2 separate regions of the Homo sapiens genome follow, and region 2 is linked to region 1. Evidence: chromatin contacts called from ENCODE Hi-C or POLR2A ChIA-PET data. All regions are on one chromosome and are shown on one strand. The core of a region is the stretch at or near the end of the contact, and the rest is flanking DNA. Distances in the headings are between cores, read along the strand shown.

Evidence for each region. A loop is a pair of places that touch in the nucleus more often than their neighbours do. ChIA-PET counts read pairs that join two places held with the same protein, here RNA polymerase II (POLR2A). Pooled maps may share reads with other maps.
Region 2: a loop to region 1 is called in a pooled map, with 2.6 times the contacts of the local background. The contact joins the enhancer-like site here to the promoter of MMACHC in region 1. A Hi-C loop is called at or near these places in 1 of 50 pooled maps. POLR2A ChIA-PET finds 5 or more read pairs at or near these places in 2 of 52 experiments (BJ and WTC11).

Annotation. Positions count from the first base shown.
Region 1 is chr1:45,498,964-45,501,663 of GRCh38, reverse strand. It overlaps MMACHC (metabolism of cobalamin associated C), which reads right to left and starts at 1,364. Exons shown (of 4, transcript NM_015506.3): 1 at 1,251-1,364. The coding sequence starts at 1,331. It overlaps CCDC163 (CCDC163 homolog), which reads left to right and starts at 1,591. Exons shown (of 5, transcript NM_001102601.3): 1 at 1,591-2,132; 2 at 2,221-2,319. The coding sequence starts at 2,055. RefSeq lists enhancers at 1,370-1,569, 1,119-1,651.
Region 2 is chr1:45,924,605-45,927,423 of GRCh38, reverse strand. The region is part of intron 4 of MAST2 (microtubule associated serine/threonine kinase 2); the gene reads right to left. Among named protein-coding and RNA genes, the nearest start is that of MAST2, 120 kb to the right of the region's middle. RefSeq lists an enhancer at 1-228 and a silencer at 1,813-2,107. Within about 2 kb of position 1,508, at least 4 of the 41 ENCODE cell types and tissues checked have a DNase peak (open chromatin) inside an H3K27ac peak, as active enhancers do.

The DNA of each region.
Region 1 (2,700 bases), core at 115-2,614:
AGCTTTTGTTTTCTCAAAAACCCAGTGTCATAATATTAGCTTCCAGCACATCAGGCATCAAGCCCTTTTACTTGGTAACACCACACCACTATCTCCACACCTTTACTCAAGCTTTTTCTGATATTTGGGATGTACATAACCCTCCTTCCTTCCAATCTATCTTTTCATATATAGCTCAATTCCATTTTTTCTGGCAAGACCAGTCTCAAGCTAGACCCAACCTACTTCTCCCTCTATATCCTCTCCCAGGACTGCTGTGAGCCACTCAGCAGAAGGAATGGGAAGTGGGTAGTCTCTTAAGCATCAGGCAAAGGGCTCAAGCTGAGCTGATTTAGCTTTGTAACTTAACTGCTCAGTGCACAGGGCACTGATGTGGGGAAATGTAACCGTGTAAATGGGGGTCGGGGTGCGGTGCTGAGACTGCTGTGCCAGGCAAGTGTACAAAGTTTCATTACCCAGCCCAGCACTGATGACTGGAAATATCATGAATTATCCTTCTGTTGGTAGAGGGAACAAACCAGCCAATTGTTTGCCTGTTCATCACCAGGAATGCCCTTCCTTCCTCAGCTGACCTAAATGATAGCTATGCAAACCTTCTAGGCTTTGCCCTCTCCTAAATCCTTTAGGAAGTTCCAAGGTGACTTTGCCTCACAGGTCCCTTTCTTCTTGTAAATTATATAGGTGACAATCTGAGCCACACACGCTACAGGTCATATGGTGTCTCCCGTTAACGAATCCGGCATTATATGGTGGCAAAAGGTTAAACATGCGACAACTTTTTTTTTTTTTTTTTTTTTTGACACGGAGTTTCGCTCTTTGTTGCTCAGGCTGGACTGCAATGGCGCAATCTCGGCTCACTGCAACCTCCGTCTCATGGGTTCAAGCAATTGTCCTGCCTCAGCCTCCCGAGTAGCTGGGATTACAGGCATGCACCACCACGCCCGGCTAATTTTATATTTTTAGTAGAGATGGGGTTTCACCATGTTGGCCAGGCTGGTCTCGAACTCCTCACCTCAGGTGATCCGCCCGCCTCGGCCTCCCAAAGTGCTGGGATTACAGGCGTGAGCCACCATGCCCGGCCTCGACCACTACCTTTTTAACCCAAGCCCCCACTGAAACTCTGTCCCTGTTGTCACATGGACACTGGGCTGCAGGAACCCAGGAGGATCAGAGGCTCCCGAGGCCTCACGCCAGTTGCAACGAAGCCAATCATATATTTCGCCCTAGAACAGCAGGAGGGATAAACTAACCTGGAAGGGGTAAACCTCGAAGCCAAAAGGACATAGCGTGTCCTCGATCTTCTGCTTCAGCTCTGCGACTTTCGGCTCCATAGCGCACGTTACACGCTGAGCTTGCTGGGGAATGAAGTCTCAAGGACAATTGGGCCGTTACGTTTTGAGTCAGCTTCGACTCCATTTCCCAGGTAGGAAATGGGTCCAGTAGCGGGACCATATTGCCTATGCGCGATGCATCTTGGGATGCGTAGTTCGTTTCCTCCTTGGAGACAGCCACACGAAATCAGGAAGACTCAGTTTCCCGGCAAGCTACACGGTGGGGGTGTGCATGTACGTGTCTCTTCTAGAGAAAGGTAGTTCCACCGCCTCCATCGCCGGTTGTGTTCGCAAGAGGCGACCTCAGTTTCCCAGGTGGCGCTGCGGCAGCCAGTCCAAAGTCGGACTTTCAAAACCAACCCGAAGTTTTGAACCCGGCGGCGGCAGTTGTCACTGGCACAGGTTTGGCGTGGTGGCGCCAGTGTACTACTTCTGGGGAGGTCTCAACCAGGTTCTGGCACCTTCAATCCCCACCTGATATCTGCGTATCATCACGGTATCCCGCTTTTCCCCCAGTTCCCCAAGAGCGTCCTTCCTTTCCCTAGTCACAGGATCGCAGTTTTGGTCTGATAGTGCATCCACCTACCCCAGTGTTGCATCCCCACTTCCCTCTTTCCATCTAACGTGGTGGCCTTTCCTGGGGATACCTTGGGTATCCCCCGCTAGGAGAGCAAGCACAAGACACCAGGGAGCCAGACCCCTGCCGCTCCCCTGCCACAGGATATGAATACGAGCCTCAGCTGGTTTGAGCAGCTGGATGTGCTTCTCAACGCTACTGATGGAAATGTGGTCCGGAATAAGGTGAGGGGTTGGTGGAGGTCCCCAGTTTGCGTGGGGAGGCTAAGGGACTCTCAGAGTTCATTGGCCTGTGCATCTGTTTCTTTTGTAGCAGTGGCTGTATCCTCTTGGGGTCTCCACAGAGCTCATTGGCCTGTGCATCTGTTTCTTCTGTAGCAGTGGCTGTATCTTCTTGGGGTCTCCACCGCAGGTAAGTAATGTCTCTTTCTACTTCCAAGCCCTTTCTCTTTCTGTGCCTTCCTCCAGTGCCCGTATCATCCATTATTCCTTCCAAATTCCAACTCTGTCCTTTCCTGAACTCTGTTTCCCCACACAGACCCTGCACTTAACCCTTCCTTATTTCCTCAGCCGGGGACCTGGCTGGGACCTGGATTTCCTCTCATCACTTGCCTCTGCAGTCAGGAGTCCAAGCTCAACAGCCTTGGGCTTTAGAGACTCCCATAGTTCCACAAAGGCTGAGCTGCCCTGAGTCCTAGAGCCCATCCTCTCTCTGGGGTGAGGTTGCTATTCTCTGATCCTAATTTCAATGTCAGGCTCAGGTGAGGCTTGGAATCCTTGGTGTGTATATGTG
Region 2 (2,819 bases), core at 259-2,758, 430 kb before region 1:
CCTGTCTCTTATGGTTGAGGCTGCAGGGGTGAAATAGACCCCAGTCTCCCATAGCGCTCCCAGGCTTATTAGGAAGAGGAAATTCCCGCCTAATAAATTGTGGTCAGACCGGTTGATCTCAAAACTCTATCTCCTGATAAGATGTTATCAATGACAATAGTGCCCGAAATTTCATTAGCAATTTTAATTTCGCCTCGGTCCTGTGGTCCTGTGATCTCGCCCTGCCTCCACTTGCCTTGTGATATTCTATTACCCTGTTAAGTACTTGATGTCTGTCACCCACACCTATTCGCACACTCCCTCCCCTTTTGAAAATCCCTAATAAAAACTTGCTGGTTTTTGTGGCTTGTGGGGCATCACGGATCCTACCAACGTGTGATGTCTCCCCCGGACACCCAGCTTTAAAATTTCTCTCTTTTGTACTCTGTCCCTTTATTTCTCAAGCCAGCCGACGCTTAGGAAAAATATAAAAGAACCTACATGATTATCGGGACAGGTCCCCTGATAGGCAAGAGCAACCATTTGGCATCTAGCCATACAGGATTATATCTTCATTCAGGGTCACCTGGAGCCAGGGTCTATGAAAAACTATCTGTCGCATATAAGGGTTCCTGAAGTTAAAGCACAGCACTAGTCTTCATTATTTTACCTTTTCAATGAAAAAACAAAAAAAAAAAATCAAAAAACCTTCCCTACTCTAACAAGAGAATCACTTCTTCTGAAGATACTCTCAAGATGCGCTTTCCCTGCTGTAAGAGGAGAAATGAAATACCTTGAAACCGTTTTGATGGACTTTCCTCATTGCCAAAAAATGGTCTTTTAGAAAGAATGTAATTCAAAGTGTTTTTCATTTCAGTCCATGTCCTGCTGAGCCCCAACAGGCCAGTTTTCAGCAGAAACAATTAGTGAGAATGCATGAGAGGGCAGGAGGGCACCCAGCTGCCACTGCCTCACCTAAGCCAGTAATGGAGCTTCTGCAGTATGGACATATGGTAGGCAATATATCCAAGGGAAAATAAGAATATGAGAAAAGTAATAGAAGCAAAGAAAAAAGTAATGGAAGCAAAATGAAGTGCTAAGAATTAGCAACATCTGAGTCTCCCAACAATGGAAGCAGCAAAATAACCAGTCTAGCAGCCCAGGTAATATCTAAACAATTGTAGATGTACTGACTCACTTAATTCTTACTATAATCCTTGAAATACTATTGTGAGTCCCATTTTAATAATGAAGAGAACTGAGGTAGAAAGAAGTGAAGTAATCTGCCTACCACCACTATGCAGCAGGGCCAGGATAAGAACAAGTTCTGGGAGATGTTCCTCTTTTGAAATTACTCTGAAAAGCAGTTGTTTAAAAAAAGACAAGACAAGAAAAGCAGGTGTTGGTAAAATGAAAATAGTGCTTTCTCTTTGGCAGGAAATAATTTTGACACTACCAAAAAGGGGTTTCAAAGGTTGCCTAGTTCTGGAGGAGGCCCAAAGGAACACCTGTCCATTTGCCACGCAAGTCTACCAAAAGTCTCTCATACGTGTGACATAGGAGGTGCCAGAGAACTAAATTGGTACCACTGGATGAAAGCTTTGAGAGTGAACTGCTTGTTGCTGAAGATGTTCAAGCAAAGGCTGAATAGCTTTTTGCTAGACATTGTATGGAAGAAATTCCTATGCAGTAGGAAGCAAGATAAAGCTAGAATGCTTCCAATATAAAAATCACTCTAGTAAGGATTTCCTGCTGCAAGCCCTCCTACTTCAGGGCTGACAAAGTCTATGGCAATTCAAAACTGATTCAAAACCTAAGTCATTCTGTGTTCCATTAAGCTGTTAACATCAAACTTCTCTCTCCAGCAGGCCTACAGCTGGGCCAGTGAATAGCCAGAGACACAACTGCCTCCTCTCTTCAAGGACACCACTTACAACACAAAGTCAATCTAGCACTCTTACTCTAAAAATGCAACACCCCCATCTGAGTGCCAATCAATACTCTGGAATCATTTTCTTAGAAGACATGCAAATGGAGTAAAGGTTAGTGGTTATTTAATTTAACCCAAATCACAATGAAATTTATTATGCCTCTTAAGGTTCATCATACCCATCTGAGACACTTAAGAGCTAGCATCAACGTTTGTTTATAACAGACTCATTCCTTCCAATCAAGGCATAAAACGCAATGTATTACAGAGCTAGAGTGGGTATCATTTCAAGACTGTATCTTCATTGTCCTTCAAATTATTACGGGCAACAATTTGTAAGGTCCTAAGACCATCCCTAAGATACAGTCAATAAAGAGGCTTAAGACCTTAAGCAGGGCTAGTCCTCACTACACTATGATGCAAGGGGACACTGTTTTCCAACTCTGGGGCAATGCAGCCAAATGCCTCAATAGCTGTGTTGGTTTACTAGGGTTGCCATACATAACCAAGTATCACAAACTGGGTGACTTAACCAACAGAAATTTATTTCCTCATAGTTCAGGCTAGAAGTCCAAGATAAGGGCATTAGCAGGGTTGGTTTCTTCTATGACCTCATTCCTTGGATTCTAAATGGCTACCTCCCTTTGTCTTTGCATGGCCTTCCCTCTGTGCTTGTCTGTGTCCTAATCCCCTCTTCTCGTAAGGACACAAGTCATACTGGATTAGGATCTATCTCAAAGACTTCATTTAACCTTAATTGCCCCTTTAAAGATCCTGTCTCCAAATACAGTGACGTTCTGAGTTACTAGGGGTTAGGACTTCAACCTATACAAATTTTAGTAGAACATAATTCAGCCTATAATAGTTATACTCATCAAATTAAAAAAAGAGAGATAAAAAAGACATCCTA